2 separate regions of the Homo sapiens genome follow, and region 1 is linked to region 2. A link is an interaction called in ENCODE POLR2A ChIA-PET data of the cell type or tissue named here. Cell type or tissue: MCF 10A. All regions are shown on one strand.

The links. Peaks named below come from ENCODE experiments on the same cell type or tissue, not always from the same donor. Only the 100,000 strongest peaks of a DNase experiment are listed, where the experiment ranks them.
Region 1: POLR2A ChIA-PET joins it to region 2 with 7 read pairs; 2 of 35 experiments call an interaction of 5 or more read pairs at or near these places.

The regions. Positions count from the first base shown.
Region 1 is chr5:137,950,168-137,958,167 of GRCh38, reverse strand. It overlaps FAM13B (family with sequence similarity 13 member B), which reads left to right. Exons shown (of 24, transcript NM_001385994.1): 14 at 1,626-1,691; 15 at 3,792-4,002; 16 at 4,703-4,832; 17 at 5,459-5,540. Among named protein-coding and RNA genes, the nearest start is that of PKD2L2, 65 kb to the right of the region's middle. RefSeq lists a silencer at 3,761-3,961. In MCF 10A, no CTCF peak of the experiment used is centred here; a DNase peak (open chromatin) is centred at 3,857.
Region 2 is chr5:137,800,479-137,808,478 of GRCh38, reverse strand. It overlaps the pseudogene NPY6R. Among named protein-coding and RNA genes, the nearest start is that of HNRNPA0, 50 kb to the right of the region's middle. In MCF 10A, no CTCF peak of the experiment used is centred here; no DNase peak of the experiment used is centred here.

The DNA.
Region 1 (8,000 bases), 150 kb before region 2:
TATTGTGGCTGAAATAAAAGGAATGGTGGTCGACAGAGCATCCCTTGCAGCATTGCTAGGAAATGAGTCTTCAAAGGAAGCAGCTTGGATTCTGATAAAGCACTTTTGTTTCTTCCTATTAGAAGATGCAGATAAATAGTTCTTTATGATCTTTGGCCTGGGAGTCCTGATTAAATTTTAAACATAGAAGAATAATTGTTTTTCATTGTCTGAAGAGGATAGACCTTCTCTGTCTAGCGTCAGCGTTCTTGAGTCTCCCTGAAAGAGAACCTGATACTGGACTGTCTTTTTTTTCCATGTCAGAATCCAGCACCTATACCTTGGTATAGATAAAGGAGGTAACCTGTAGGCTGCTGATGCCTGATTTTCAGTGCCTGAGCTGCCCTGGTTCAACAGCCTAAACAAGTCTATGTAGGTCCCCTACTTGTTCTTCCAGAAATAGGGGTCCGCAACTTTCAGAAAGCCGACAGTTACAGACACCTGAGCGAACTTCCCAGCCATGAACTGTGCATGTGCTTTGTAGAGTGGCTGTTTGTAGACCATGTTGTTTCTTCTAACTTTGTCACTAATGCAAACATTGATTGGAGTTAGGATATTCCTCCAATTTTTTTTTTTTTTTTTTTTTTTGAGACGGAGTTTTGCTCTTGTTGCCCAGGCTGGAGTGCAGTGGGGCGATCTCAGCTCACCGCAACTTCCGCCTCGCAGGTTCAAGCAATTCTCCTGCCTCAGCCTCCTGAGTAGCTGGGATTACAGACATGTGCCACTACACCCGGCTAATTTTGTATTTTAGTAGAGACGGAGTTTCTCTGTGTTGGTCAGGCTGGTCTCAAACTCCCGGCCTCGGGTGATCCGCCCGCCTTGGCCTCCCAAAGTGCTGAGATTACAGGTGTGAGCCACCGTGCCCGGCCAGGAGTTAGGATATTCTAAATGAAAAAGTCTTATTTATTTAAGAGACCAACTTACTTTAGACCCTGGATACCTTGGAATCAGACATGCTTTGTTTGATGTGACTCTTTGTAGAGAAGTGGGATGACTCCAAATAGAGCCCTATGTCACTATTCCTAAGTACATAGTTTCTGTTTTGTTTTTTCCTCAAAGGATAAGAAAAATAGCAGAATGCAGTAGTAGTTAGCAAGCAGGTAGCACATGACTGTCACCAGTATGAATTTGTAGCAGCTGTTTGCAAAGTTTTGACTTTTAATGGAAGTGGATACCATCTTCAGATTCTCTCCTGCTAACTCTGGAATGAAATGCAGTAGGATTTTTTCAAAGAGCAAACTAAGGGAGATATTTTCCTTTAAAATCATTTACACTGAAAAGCTTCAAACAGTACCTGCTTAAGAATTTCCATTTCTTCAGTTTTATGTTTGAGTTTTAATAAAATAGCACGACTTTGAGTTTTCCCCCCCCTTTTTTGCATTGCTTGCTGAAATGGAAATGTTATGTTTGTGTTTGTTAAAATCTAGTTAGTAGTGATTTCTTTTAATAACGTTTTTGAACAGAATGCCTAACTGGTTTTAGGGAAATGTTTTTGGTATCTTTGGCTTTGTGTTATGTGTATGGTTTGTTCTGACTGTGCTGTGTGTTCACTTTAGTATTTTTTGCCATTTTTTCCATTTTATTAGCGTCATGCCCTATCACTTTTCCCCTCATTGATTTCAAAACAATGCATCTGCAGAGAGATGGGGAGGGTAAGTATGGTTCACCATAGTTTAGTTTTTTTGCCTTTTATGGTTCACTTTGTTTGTCTTTTTATTAAGCCCTTCTCCTGCTGTCCCCATATCTTAGGAAAACTGTTCTGGGTTCAAAGTGAACCCAGAAAAAATTGCTATTACTTTTGTCTTTTCTTAAAATAGGATATTTCTCATAAAATGTTTACTACCAGTTACTTATTTGCTGGGGCACAGGTACAAGGGTTGCTTTGAAAATCACTTTATTGTTGGGTTTATTGTGGGATTGCACGCTTTGTACCCAATTTTTAATTCTCAGATTGATCTGGGCTTCAAAAACAAACTAAATTATGTTCTTATTATTTTGAAAGGAAAGGTAATGCTTTAAATTGCTAATGCATAAAGTTAAACTAAATTACTAAAGCAGCGATCTTAGCTATTGTGTGAGGAAAAAGAAAACATCACTCTTGAATTTTGACACTGTCAAGCCCTCTTTGCATTCATTTTCGCTATTGCTAATAGCCAATAGCATCAAAATTTTTAAGTGTAGTTACTTAAAAAAAAGCTGCCGGGCGTGGTGGCTCACGCTTGTAATCCTAGCACTTTGGGAGGCCGAGGCAGGCGGATCACTTGAGGTCAGGAGTTCGTAACCAGCCTGGCCAACATGGTGAAACCCCATCTCAACTAAAAATACAAATATTAGCCAAACATGGTAGCAGGCGCCTGTAACACCAGCTCCTTGGGAGGCTGAGGCAGGAGAATCGCTTGAACCCAGGAGGCAGAGGTTGCAGTGAGTCAAGATCGTGCCACTGCACTCCAGCCTGGGTGACAGAGCAAGACTCCATCTCTAAAAAAATAAATAAATAAATAAAAAGCTAATGTGTAGATGGGAATTTTTTCTTTCCCTCCTGTGCTTAATGTTGTATTTGGGGTATATTTGTGGATTGTGTGTATGATCTGTATGTGTTCTATATGTAATCAAACATTATATTTGCAAAGACATCAAATGTATTAACATAGCTTTCATTTGAGGGCATACAGGATAACTGCAGTAAAGTAAATGTGCTTAAGAAGGCCTAGTGCTATTAAGTTTTGTCTTAGTAACACTGTTGGGTATTATTAAAATATATATTATACATAGGAATCCTGTAGCAGAAGATAACCATCACAGTTTAATGTTAGAGGCCAGGTGCTGTCAGGTGAATTAGCTCCTCCTTTGGGAATATTAGAATTCTTCTAAAGTCAGAGAACTCCATTTGGTGAGTGTTCCATGTAACATGGGGAACAGCTCCCACTTTTTCTTAATATAGCTATTTGACAGTGAGGGACAGGTCATACACCTGACATCATTTGGCTTTTAAATTAAATTTCTAAGAAAGAACTGTTCAGTTCTTGCTGTTTCTGGTTTTCCCCTACTTGAAAACTAACATTTGTAAATAAAACATCTTTTGAAAAGTTCAGAATTATATTAAATAACATCTTTAGAATTAAATTGAGTTTTAAAGAGCTTGACAATGTCCTTTCTTGCTTTGCCACTGGGTTCAGAAATTTAAATTTATATGGAAATAGAACTCTGGGCTGGGCACAGTGGCTCATGCCTGTAATCCCTGCACACTGAGAGGCTGAGATGGGAGGATCACTTGAGCCTAGCAGTTCAAGACCAGCCTGGCCAACATAGTGAGACCTCGTCTCTACCAACAACAAAAAAAAGAAAATTAGTCAGGCGTAGTGGCAAGCGCCTGTAGTCCCAGCTACTCGGGAGGCTAAGGTGGGAGGATTGCTTGAGCCTAGAAGGTCGAGGCTGCAGTGAGCCACCATCATGACACTGAATTCCAGAGCCTGGGCAGCAGAGCGAGACCTTATCTCAAAAAAAAAAAATTGAACTCTGGACTAAAAAGTGAAGCTTGAATAATTTTAAACTATAGTAGGCTTTATGAAGATTATATATATATATATATACACACACACATGTATGTGTGTGTGTGTGTGTGTATGTGTGTATGTATATATGAACCACTACATAATGATATGATTTAAGGAACACATAGCTGATATTTTGTGACTTTTTTCCCACGTGGAATCAAGAGACCCATGGTACTATTCTTTGTGTTTGTTTTATAGAGCCATTTCCTGCTTTTAAGTCTTGGCAGGAGGACTCTGAGTCTGGAGAAGCTCAGCTGTCTCCACAAGCTGGAAGAATGAATCATCACCCCTTGGAAGAGGACTGTCCTCCAGTATTATCACACCGCAGTTTAGATTTTGGTCAAAGCCAGCGTTTCCTACATGATCCAGAAAAGTTGGATTCCTCATCTAAAGCACTGTCTTTTACTAGGTATATGATTTTTATGTACTTACAAGAGGCAATTCCTATTATGTACCCAAGTCTTTTGAGAGATTTAGTCTTCCAGCCTGGGCTTCAATAGTGAAACTCCATCTCAAAAAAAAAAAAAAAAAAAGAGAGAGATTGAGTCTTCTAGACATAGAATTCAGAGCTTTCTCACTGATTTTATAGAGCACATTTTTGTAAGTTTTGGTTTTTTTTGACCCTGCTGAGTTCAGTGAGGTGTAGCGTTTGAAGTTTGCTCTCAAATAGACATTTTCTCGTGGTGTATTATTCATTTATTTATGTATTCATCGCTGAAATACAGAGCTCTGTAAAGGAAGCAGCAAATGGTGCTGAGCAGTTCCTAATCTTTTTTTATCAAAGCTTTAAATGGATCTGAATGTCAAAAACTTTGTTATGCAGTTTGAACAGTTACAAGAGCTCTGAGCTGCTAGGTATCTTTGTTTCTTTGCTGCCTTTGTCCAAACCAGTTTTAAATGATTCCAAACTGTTTTCATCACCACTTGTATTAGCTAAATTTGTGGTCTGTAACATTACAGTGTTTCTTTATACTACCTGTCCTTTAGTGTTAGGGACTTATTTTTACCTTTAAGATTTACTTATTGCTAATAGTGCCATGTCAGGGCAATAAGAGATACAGTGTTGGTACTTGAAAATTTAACAGTGTTGGCCTTTTGTTTTAATTCAGAATTCGAAGATCATCCTTTAGTTCAAAAGATGAAAAGAGAGAGGACAGAACACCTTATCAGCTGGTCAAGAAACTTCAGAAGAAAATCAGACAATTTGAGGAACAGTTTGAAAGGGAAAGAAATAGCAAGGTAGGTTTGTAGCATTCCCCAGAGTGAGCTTAATCTAATATTAGAACTGAGAGGATAGTTTTTCAAAAGCATTAGTTTAGATCTGTGTGAGAAAGGTAACAAATCTGAGATACCCGGAGGAACAGTGATCATGTAGATCTGAGATTATATAACTCCTTGGTCTCCTGACTTCCAGGCCAGTATTCTTGCCATTTGCACCGTGGCATCTTTATATTTCCACTGGCAAAGCAGCTTTTAGAATTTTTAAAGCAAATACTTTACATTGACAAATCATGTTACTGCTATTTCTGCTCTATCAAAAACTACAAGTACCAAGTGGGGAGGAGAGGGAGTTTGTGAGGGATGGAGTGGAGGAGGGGAAAGAGAATTTTAATAGTTAGAACATATGAAGTGGAAAGAGTCCTGTACTTGGAGTCAGAAGACCCATATTCAAATCTGGCTTCTGCCAGTTACGAGACCTTACCTTGGGAGAACTTGACTTAATATCCTGCCCTATCTAATTAAAATAAGATGAAATGAGAATTGAGCAGTCTTTGCTGTGGGAATTGTAAAATACTATTTGGACATAAATTAATGTAACTATTGCTTATCACAAGTGTCAGTGATTCTGCTCCATAATTTTTCAGCCCTCCTACAGTGATATTGCTGCCAATCCAAAGGTATTAAAATGGATGACAGAGCTTACAAAACTGCGGAAGCAAATTAAAGGTATATTATGTGCCATTTTGTAATATATTTGCATTTTAAAAATTTTTTTATATTAATGTCTGAGAATCACAAATACAACTTTTGATAATTTTAAATCTTGGGCACTGTTTGACAAAAATAAAAGTTACCTTTTTTTGTTTTATTAGGGTCAAAATTGCATACTGTAGTACTGTGTTATAGTACAGTACTGTAGTTCTGTATTATATTTTAAATGTCTTTTTTGTGTTTTTATTAGTAATATCTTTTTGAAAGATACCTGAGATTGTATATTAATAAGTGAACTGATGTTATAAAGTTTATCTAAAATATATTTCAGATATTAAGCAGCTTTGAGTTTTGTTGGATATTTCATTAAGATTTTTTGGTAGGTATTTTCATCTAAGACTAAGAATGTCTAATCACAGTGACTCGTTTATACCACAAAGACTAAATTGTAACTCTTGAATGATAAACTAGGCATTGCATTTCTGGGTGTCAAACCAGTATAGTAATTGTTGAAGTATATTTAGTTTGTGGATGTTTAGTGAGTATGTGTTTTAATAATTATTACTTTAAAAATTATGCAAAATAGGGGTTTATTATCTGGAGCATCACTTTGGTTTAAATTTACTCAATAAAGTTTTTATTTTTATTTTTATTTCTAATTTTTTCGAGACAGAGTCTCACTCTGTTGTCCAGGCTGGAATTCAGTGACGCCATCTCAGCTCACTGCAACCTCTGCCTCCTGGGTTCAAGTGATTCTTGTGCCTTAGCCTCCCGAGTAGCTGGGATTACAGGTGCACGCCACCAAGCCCAGCTAATTTTTGTAATTTTAGTAGGGATGGGGTTTTGCCATGTTGCCCAGGCTGGTCTCGAACTCTTGGGCTCAAGCGATCCCCCTGCCTCAGCCTCCCAAAGTGCTGGGATTATAGGTGTGAGCCACTGCACCTGGCCTATAAAAATAAAAAAATATATATTTTTTATTTTTTTGAGACAGAATCTTGCTCTGTCATCGAGGTTGAAGTGTGGTAGCATGGTCATGGCTCACTGCAGCCTTGAACTGGTGAGCTCAAGTGATCCTTCCACCTCAGCCTCAAGAGTAGCTAGGACTACAGACATGCACTGCCACACCCAGGTAATTTTTTAAAATTTTGTATAGAGTTGGGGTCTTGCTTTGTGCCTGGATTGGTCTCAAACTTCTGGCCTTCAGCAGTTCTCCCACCTCGGTCTTGCAAAGTGTGGGGATTACAAGTATGAGCCACCGTGCCCAGCCCAGTAAAGTGTTAAGTATTTCTGAGGTACTAAATACTTTGTAGACAACTAGGGATATAGCAGTGAACAAGACAGACAGAGTCCCTGCTGTCATGGAGTTTATATTCTTGTGGTTAAGATAATGTTTGCCTCTCTCTCTCTCCTTTTTTTTTTTTTTTTTTTTTTTTGTTTGAGACAGGGTTTTACTCTGTTGCCCTGGAGTGCAGTGGCACGATCTTAGCTCATTGCAGCTTCCACCTCCCGGGCTGAAGCGATCCTCCCACCTCAGCATCCCGAGTAGCTGGGACTACAGGCACATGCCACCATGCCCAGCTAATTTTTTTGTATTCTTAGTAGAGATGGCATTGCACCATGTTGCCCAGGCTGGTCTCAAAACTCCTGGGCTCAAGCCATCTGTCTGCCTTGGCCTCCCACAGTGCTGGGATTACAGGCGTGAGCCACCTCACCCGGCCAAGATAATGTCTCTTAACTCCTCTTTAGAGTATCACTTAATTTTCCCCTATACTTCTGTTAAAGATTTCCTTGTTTAATGCCAATTTCCAGTCATCAGTGAAAATTATTACCTTGATTTTATTAGTAGTTGATACCATTAAATTGTCTAGCATTGGCCTCCTAATTTTCCCATTTTCTTTCACTTTTACTGCTCTGTAGTCCGTCTGCTGCATGGTAGTCAGAATTATCTTTAAAAAAGTCATGTTAGCCTGGGTCCCAGCTACTCTGGAGGCTGAGGCAGGAGGACCACTTAGGCCTAGGAGGTCAAGGCTGCAGTGAGCCATGTTTGTGCCACTGTACTCCAGCCAGGGTGACAGGGCAAGACCCTGTCTCAAAAAGAAAAATAAATAGTCTTACTACTTTCTTTTTCAAGCCCTTCAGTGGGCTTCCACCTAGAATAAAGTCAAAACTCCTTACTGTGGTTTTCAAGGCCTTGCACAGTCTGCCCTTGGCCGATTTTATCACTTTCATCTCTTTTCTGTTCCTCAAACTTGCCAAGCTTTAGGACCTTCACACTGGCTATTGCCTCACTGGGGACAGATGCCCTTCCACTAAATCCTTTGTGCTAGACAAGCTCCTTATTCCGTATTCTACCAGGATGATACTATTCAGAGAGGTCTTCTTTGTCAATCCCGTCCAATGTAGTTGTTCCTCCACAAATTATACTCCTTTTAGCGCTGTGACTCTACCCTGTTTTACCTATAGATCATAGCATTC
Region 2 (8,000 bases):
TGCACATGACACACACCAAGGTATCAGAGAGGGAGAGATTGGCAATCAGTATGCTGGTGAAATTCTGAGCTTTTCTCTGCTTCTTAAAGATGATGATGATGAGAGAGAGGTTTCCAAAAAGGCCCACAATTAAGACCACAGTATAGGCTATGCATAATAGGAGTAAAGCTGGAGAAGGGGGTTGACAGGACTCAAAGTAAAAAAATGCCGAGTTGTTGTTCTTTGTGCTGGTTGTATTAGATGCTGGGTGGTTTAGGGAAACTTCCATTGTGTCAGGATTGTAAGAAGAGATTTTCTAAGCTTATTTGTGTTGTGGGTGGATATTTTGGCCATTAGTTCTTGGAAGGCACCTTGTTGTGAGGCATCCGACGAGAAATTAGTAGGGTTTAATCTTCCCTGATCTGTGTCTGTATTTGATGGAAACATGTGAATGACTTGAGCGTGCTCTTGAGACCCTAAAAAATGAAACAGAACCCAGAATATCAATGCAAGTTCTTAATATGGATAATTCTCTAGTGGTAGCAAAGCCCCTGAGAGGACATAGAACAAATATCCAGGGGATCTCTGTGTACCTTTACCCTCCTCTCAGCTCATCTCAGGTGCTTTCTTTGTCCCGCTAGTATAGTCTTCAGAGCTAGTGAGGCAAGGAATGTAACAGCATCTTGTTAACTATAGAAGCAGCCAAATGTGTTTCTATCCCTATCAACTTCTGCTTTTTTTTTTTTTTTGAGATGGAGTCTCGCTCTGTCACCCAGGCTAGAGTGCAGTGGTGTGATCTCTGCTCACTGCAACTTCCACCTCCCAGGTTCAAGCGGTTCTCCTGCCTTAGCCTCCCGAGGCAGGAGACAGGGACTGCAGGAGACTGGGACTACAGGTGTGTGCCACTATGCCCAGCTAATTTTTTGTATTTTTTGTATCTGTAGTAGAGACGGGGTTTCACCATGTTAGCCAGGATGGTCTCGATCTCCTGACCTCGTGATCTGCCCACCTCGGCCTCCCAAAGTGCTGGGATTACAGGCGTGAGCCACCATGCCCGGCCAACTTCTGTATTTTTTTAGGGTCACCTGAGTATGCACACACTTGCTTCAATGGACTATAAAAAGTCAGGAGGATAGGGATTGTGCTTTGGAGGCCTGAGTACTGTGTTTGAAGTTGGGTTCTGTTATGGTTTGTTTGAATGTTTGTGTTCCCTCCAAAATTCATGTTGAAACTTAATCCCCAATGCAACAGTATTAAGAGGTAGGGCTTTTAGGAGGTGACTAGGCCATGAGGGCTCTGCCCTCATGAATGGATTAGGGCCTCATAAAAGGGCTTTGTAAGGGCAAACTCATTCCTTTTATAAGGAGACCCTAAGTGAGTTTGCCTCTTCTGTCCCTTCTGCTGTGCGAGTATACAGCAACAAGGTGCCATTCTGGAAGAGAAGAGCCCTTACCAGACACTGAACCTTTTGGTGCCTTGATCTTGGACTTCCTAGCCTCCAAAACTGTGAGAAATAAATTTCTATTGTTTATAACCTTGTGATATTTTGTCTGTGTTATTTTGTTAAAGCATCACACATGGACTAAGACAGGTTCCAGTTGGAGCATCACTTCTTGGTATTTGTCTGACTTTGTTGTAGGTCAGTTACCCTTCCTCCTCTGTTTTCTTATCTGTAAAATGGGGATAAATAATCTCTATCTATCTGAGTAGTTGTGAAGATTAAGTGAGAACACACATCTAAATTTGTCCCTCAGCCCCAACATAGAGCACATAGTAGGTACTCAGTATATGTATGTTGAATAAAATTTGTCAGCTCTACTGCCCAGAGCCAGTCTACAGCCTTTAGTTTGGGGGCCAGAATTACAGAACATATCTGCTATGGAATAGCATGTGCCTTCTCCTCTTTTCACTTCTTCCACTCTCTGGGATTGAAGCCATAGGCAGTTTCGGGGTACATTGCGGATTTTGGAGATTAAGGCAAGGAAGGCAGCCAGCGTCTAGTGAGCTATTACCCAGAATTAACTTCATTTAAAAAGCATTCCTCCAATTCTTCCTTCCTCCAGATGCTTTCTTCTTCTAACTTCTAGAGGAAAGGCAGGCTCTGGTTCTATGGCTCAGCATAGTTTAGGGTGGTTATATTCAGTAGAATTATTCATACCGGGATGTACAACAGGCTTGAAGGATTCCCTGCCATTCAAAGTGCTGGGATTTCTGGCCCAAAGAGAAAACATTGAAAGACAGCAAAGGCGGAGGTGGGGGGGTACTCCTCATCTTGGTTTATTCTTTAGTAGTTTGAAGAAAACAACATAAATAACATTGATAAAGGGAACTGAGCAATAGGAATGAAAGGGAATGCAATTTTGTTTGCTGTTTGAAATTATGATGGCCTCTTCTCACGTTCTTTCTGAGATCTAAGGCTTAGCAGTTTCTTACTGGAAAGAAATCACCTTAAGAATAGTTAGGTCTGTCATGGTTTCAACAATGGATAACACAATGAGGAACAGCATAAAAATACCACAGATGAACTGGGCGTGGTGGTGTACACCTGTAGTCCTAGCTACTCGGGAGGCCGAGGAGGGAGGATCCAAGGAACTGATCTGTGGCTTAGACGTGTTAAAAGAAAAACTTAAGCTGAATTAAATTTGAAGGAGTTTAATTGAGCAATGAACGATTTGTGAATCAGGCAGCCTCCAGAATTACAGCAGATTCAGAGAGACTCCAGGGATGCCTCGTGGTCAGAACAAATTTATAGATCAAAAAAAGGGAAGTGATGTCCAGAAATTGGAGGTGAGGTACAGAAACAGCTAGATTGATTACAGGTTGACGTTTACCTTCTTTGAACATAGTTTGAATGCTTAGCAGTCTATGAGTGGTTGAAGTATGGCCGCTGGGATTGGCTAAGACTCAGCTATTGTTACAGGTGCATACTCCTAGGTTAGGTTTTCAATCTTGTCTGCCTATTAAGCTAGGTTACAGTTCATCCACAGGGACTCAAATGTAGAAGTACAGAGTCCTTCTCAGGCTATATTTAGTTTGCTTTAACACGTGCTATGTGGTAATAAGAGAAATAGCAAAATTTATAAATAATGGTATTCAAAAGGAAAGTTTAAGGCCTGGATGACTCATGAGACCCAGAGTTCACAGATATTGGCTGAAGGAGAATTTCAAGTAAAATTTAAGCTCTCTATACAGTTGATAGATTAGAACTATACATGAGAGACAGAAAGCTTTGATTGCTAATTAGAGGCCTCCTACCAAGCAAGCCTCACTTAAAGGAGGATAGGAATGAAAGGAAATAGGCATTAACTGCATATGTAGTTGAGTAAACTAGAATGAGCACTAGATTTTGTGTCAGGAGACATGTCCTGTTGTTTACTAGCTGTTTGATCTGGGGCAAGGCACTCTCCTCTTGGCCTCAATTTCTTTATCTGTCAAATGAAATAAAAAATAGCCTCCCTACTTCATACCTTGTTATAAAGGCCAATGAAATAATATATTTAAAACATTTTAAGAGGATTGAAAAACGACCTATCGGGTAGTATCCTTGTTACCTGGGTGATGAAATAATCCATACACCAAACCCCCATGACATGCAATTTACTTTTTTTTTCTTTTTTCTGAGACGGCGTCTTGCTCTGTCGCCAGGCTGGAGTGCAGTGGTGCAATCTTGGCTCACTGCAACCTCTGCCTCCTGGGTTCAAGTGATTCCCCTGCCTCAGCCTCCTGCGTAGCTGGGACTACAGGCACACACCACCACACCTGGCTGATTTTTTTTTGTATTTTAGTAGAGACAGGGGTTTCACCATGTTGGCCAGGATGGTCTCGATCTCCTGACCTCGTGATCTGCCCACCTTGGACTCCCAAAGTGCTGGGAGTATAGCCGTGAGCCACCGTGCCCAACCAACATGCAAGTTACCTATATAACAAACCTGCACATGTGCCCCTGAACTTAAAAGTTTTTTAAAAATTAAAAAAAATTGTATAAACTGTTAAACACTGTTCAAACCCAAGTGCTCATTATTGTTGTTGTTATTCTTGTTGCATGTCTCAGACACTTGGACTGAACTGATCTAATCCTCATCCTCCAAAGAGCTATGAGTGCTTTCATATCTGCTATGCTATTTATTTTTCCATCACCAGTTGTGTTAGGGAGGAGTGGGATTGTTATAGTTCCATTTCATAGAGGAAAAAACCAAAGTACAGAAAAGTCCAAGGAGTTAGCTAAAACCAAACAAAACCAGAAAAGTCTTGTGTGTTTTTTCTTCCAAGCTCTTATTATTTACAAGAAAGAAAAGCTTCCTATGAATCCTGCAGGTTTTCTCTTTACAGATGTGAAAACTCATATAATTTTGCAGGGTTCCTAGCAGATAAAGATGAGAATAAACATCGAGAGCTCTTGTGTTGCCTATTCTTGTCAATCTGGGCTGACTTCATAGTGAATGGGGATTACTCAAAATCCTGCAACAGCAGGCTTGAAACTGGGTGGCAATTCTTCTGCTCTCCTGTATTCTGATTAGTAGCAAAGTACAAATTAGCTCCCCAGTCTATAAATTCCTATCTCAGCTTGGAGCTCAGAAAAGCCTATAGATCTGAAGGGCCTCATCTTAGGAGGGAATCAAAGGAGAGTGCTGGAGTTACATTATCTAGTACCCTCTACACAATACAGAGAAGATTAAATAGGAAAATGGCCAAATTTGGGCTTTAAATGGCAATGTGGGATTTACACTTTATGTAACTGGTAACTATTAAGTTAAAATATTTAAATCCTGCCTATCTGGAAGCAAAATAATACTAAGCCCTGTTCATAAAAAAATTCTTGGGATTCATTTCTATTTTAGGAGAGTTCATCTTTGGCTTGTTTGGTTGGAATTGACCCATGGAAGTGAGATCTCAAATTATCAAGTGACATTTTACTAAAAAATATCAGTAGCATATGGCAGCAGTTAATCCTAAACCTTCAACTTGATTGTATCTAGCTCATGAGGCACCTGCCTTGAACTGATTCAGTTTATGCCTTTTAACATAAAAGTACAACAGTATGTTAAATTTTTTGGGTAGTTTTGTGTTTAAAAGTTTCAAGATGAACAAAATAAGAGCATAATTCCACCAAAGTTTTTATGTACATGTTTATTTCTGCATCTGAATGTCATTTTGTTAGTGTGTATCTTTCTTCTGTCTCTTTATTCATAAAATTCTTTTTTTGAGGGGGAGAGAGCTGGGGGTAGAGTTTGTGTGTGTCTGCCTTTTGGTCTGTCTGTTTTTTTCCTTACCATTTACTCTCTTCCTCTCTTTCTGTCCATCTGTCTTATTCTTTACTCTTGTTTTACCCCTTTCCCTTAATTGTCCATGGCATAGAAAAATTATATTTTACATTATTTGTTCTATTTCATTTGGGGCTATGGTGCTTTGATCTGAAAGAGACTATAAAGGTCCTCTAATATATTCCTTTCATTTGACAGATATTGCAGCATTGCAGTTAAATATTAGCAGAACAGGGACCAGAGCCCAAGTCTTCTGGCTTCCAGAGAGTTCCGTGTTCTTTCCACAATTTTCTATTGCCTCCTGTTTTATATTTCTTATATCAAGTTCTGTATTTCCTGTCGTTAATTTTAAAAGCAAAGAAGTAGAATATTTTCTATTCGTTCTATATGAACAAAATTCTGTTATGTAACTTCAGAGAGTTGTGGCTTCAGAGAGTTTGTACATCTCCCAACCCCCAAGTATATATGTGAGGAGCCCAAAATGGGGTAGGACCACACTGTGAGCATCTCCCATAGAATTCTCTCTCCTTTTTCTTAAATCTCTAAGAGTACAGATTCTATGGTTGTGCTGATGCAGATAACGTCTCATAGTCTTCAGGGCTTAATGATTTTTAAAGTACTGCATTGTTCATTAATTAATTCATCAATAATTCATGTGCTGACAAGGCTTGCTATCTTACTTGATCTCTACAGCAGCCCTGTACTCTAGATAGGAATGATACTTTATTTCTGATTTACAAACATGGAAACTAAGATCCAGTGACTGACTCATGGTTGTGTAGTTAGCTGCAGAGCCAGGAACAGACGTCTACTTCCTAAATCGTATACAAGGCAATATTTCTAGTTTATTTGGTCATTTCATTTTTTAAAAGATCAGTCAAATAAATCATTTGTGTTCCATGAAAACAAATAGACTAGAATCTCTGTAAAGGTACATCTTAGAGCTTACCCTAAGAACAAAGTACTACATTAAGTAACTGCACTAAGCATCAAGAAACAAATGCCTAATCTCTTACAGCGTTATTAAAAAAGTATAATTGGCCTGGTTATTCAACATCATGCAAACCTCCTTAAGTTATTCAACTGTTCACCCATTCCAAAAATCAAATTTCATATCTATCTGTTGCAGAAGTGTGTGCTGTCTTTTAAGACTTGAGGATTACATTTGACCCAACCATTCTTTTATTACATGTACTTTGATTTTTCTCTGCTGAAAATGGTTTATATGTTTTCTTTCCTTGAATTTGACCATTGCCTGAATCCATATAAAGTGGTAGTGGAAAATATATATGCTTCTCAAAGCTACTGTTTTAAAAACAAGCCAACACAGCTTGTCTGAATTGACTTTTATTTTCTTTGAAGGTTAATAACCGAACTTATCATTTTAGGAATGTGGGGGTTTTCAGTTCTTTAAAATAATAAAACATTGAGTGCATTAAGAAAGGAGATCTCAACTCTGCCAATGAAAATAAGTATACCAGATTTTTAAGATTATTTACTAAAAGATAAAGTAATTAAAACCCCATTGTGCCAATACTAGCTTTTGGTGGTTTCTTTTTATAATTTTCTTACAGTAGTGCATTCTGAAACTGTAGGGTTGTTTTTCAAATCATATATGTAAAAAGGCATCTAGTACAATTTAGCCTAAAAGCACTATATTTCCAATTTTTAATGATCTTCATTTACTTTTTAAAACTGGATTATTCTAACATGAAATACACATTGGATAAACACATTTGCAATATTTTTCTTAAGCATTTTAGAGGTTTGTTTCCCATTTTCTTACCTGTCGGAAATGTCTAGCTCTTTTGCTATTCTCATCTTCTGTTGTTTTCTTTCTTCATTTCCATTATTATAATTTTTTAAAGTTTATCTGTCAAGGATGACATGTTAGCCTTCTCTCAAAAAGTCATAACATCCCCCGTTCCTTCTTGGATTATTTATCCACCAGACAATCTGTAGCTTCACTTCAGACACTGATCCCTGGAGTTGGAATCATTGCACAGAGGATTGAGCTTTGGAATCCAGTGGGCACTGAAGGTCACTGAAGAGCCGGAAGGGAGGAGTCAGAAATCTCAGCAGCAGTGACATGAGGTGGAGCTGTTTAAAAGATATTTTCAAAATGTCACTTTCAGTCATCTTGTAGAGATGATAATAAGAGTGCCTCTTGAAAATCTGTGGCATTTTCTGGCATATATATATGTATATATATATATATATATTTTTTTTTTAAATTAGCACGGCCAAAATCAGACATTTAACTTAAATATTCCTGGAAAATTATTAGTAAACATTAATGGTTGTTCTTAGAGCATTTACTGTTAGTTAAGAGATGGACACATAGAGGGCAGCAGCACACACTGGGGCCTTTCAGAGGGTAGTGGGTAGGAGGAGGGACAGGATCAGGAAAAATAACTAATGGGTACTAGGCTTAATATCTGGGTGATGAAATAATCTGTACAAAAAACGCCCATGACACCAGTTTACCTATGTAACAAACCTGCACTTGCACCCCTGAACTTAAAAGTTTAAAAAAAGAGATGGTGCTATTCCAGATTTTGCAGTAATTTATAAGATTAATGAAGATACTTTTGAAATTGAAATTAATGCCAAGTTTCTGAGCAAGTATGTATTATAAATATAAGATTTTTATCAACTACTTTGGAGCTGACAACAGCTGAGCTGCTTATAGACTATAGATGAAAGTGGGGACTAAAAAGCGCTTTTCCTGTATTTGAAAAATTATTACAAGAAGGGGCC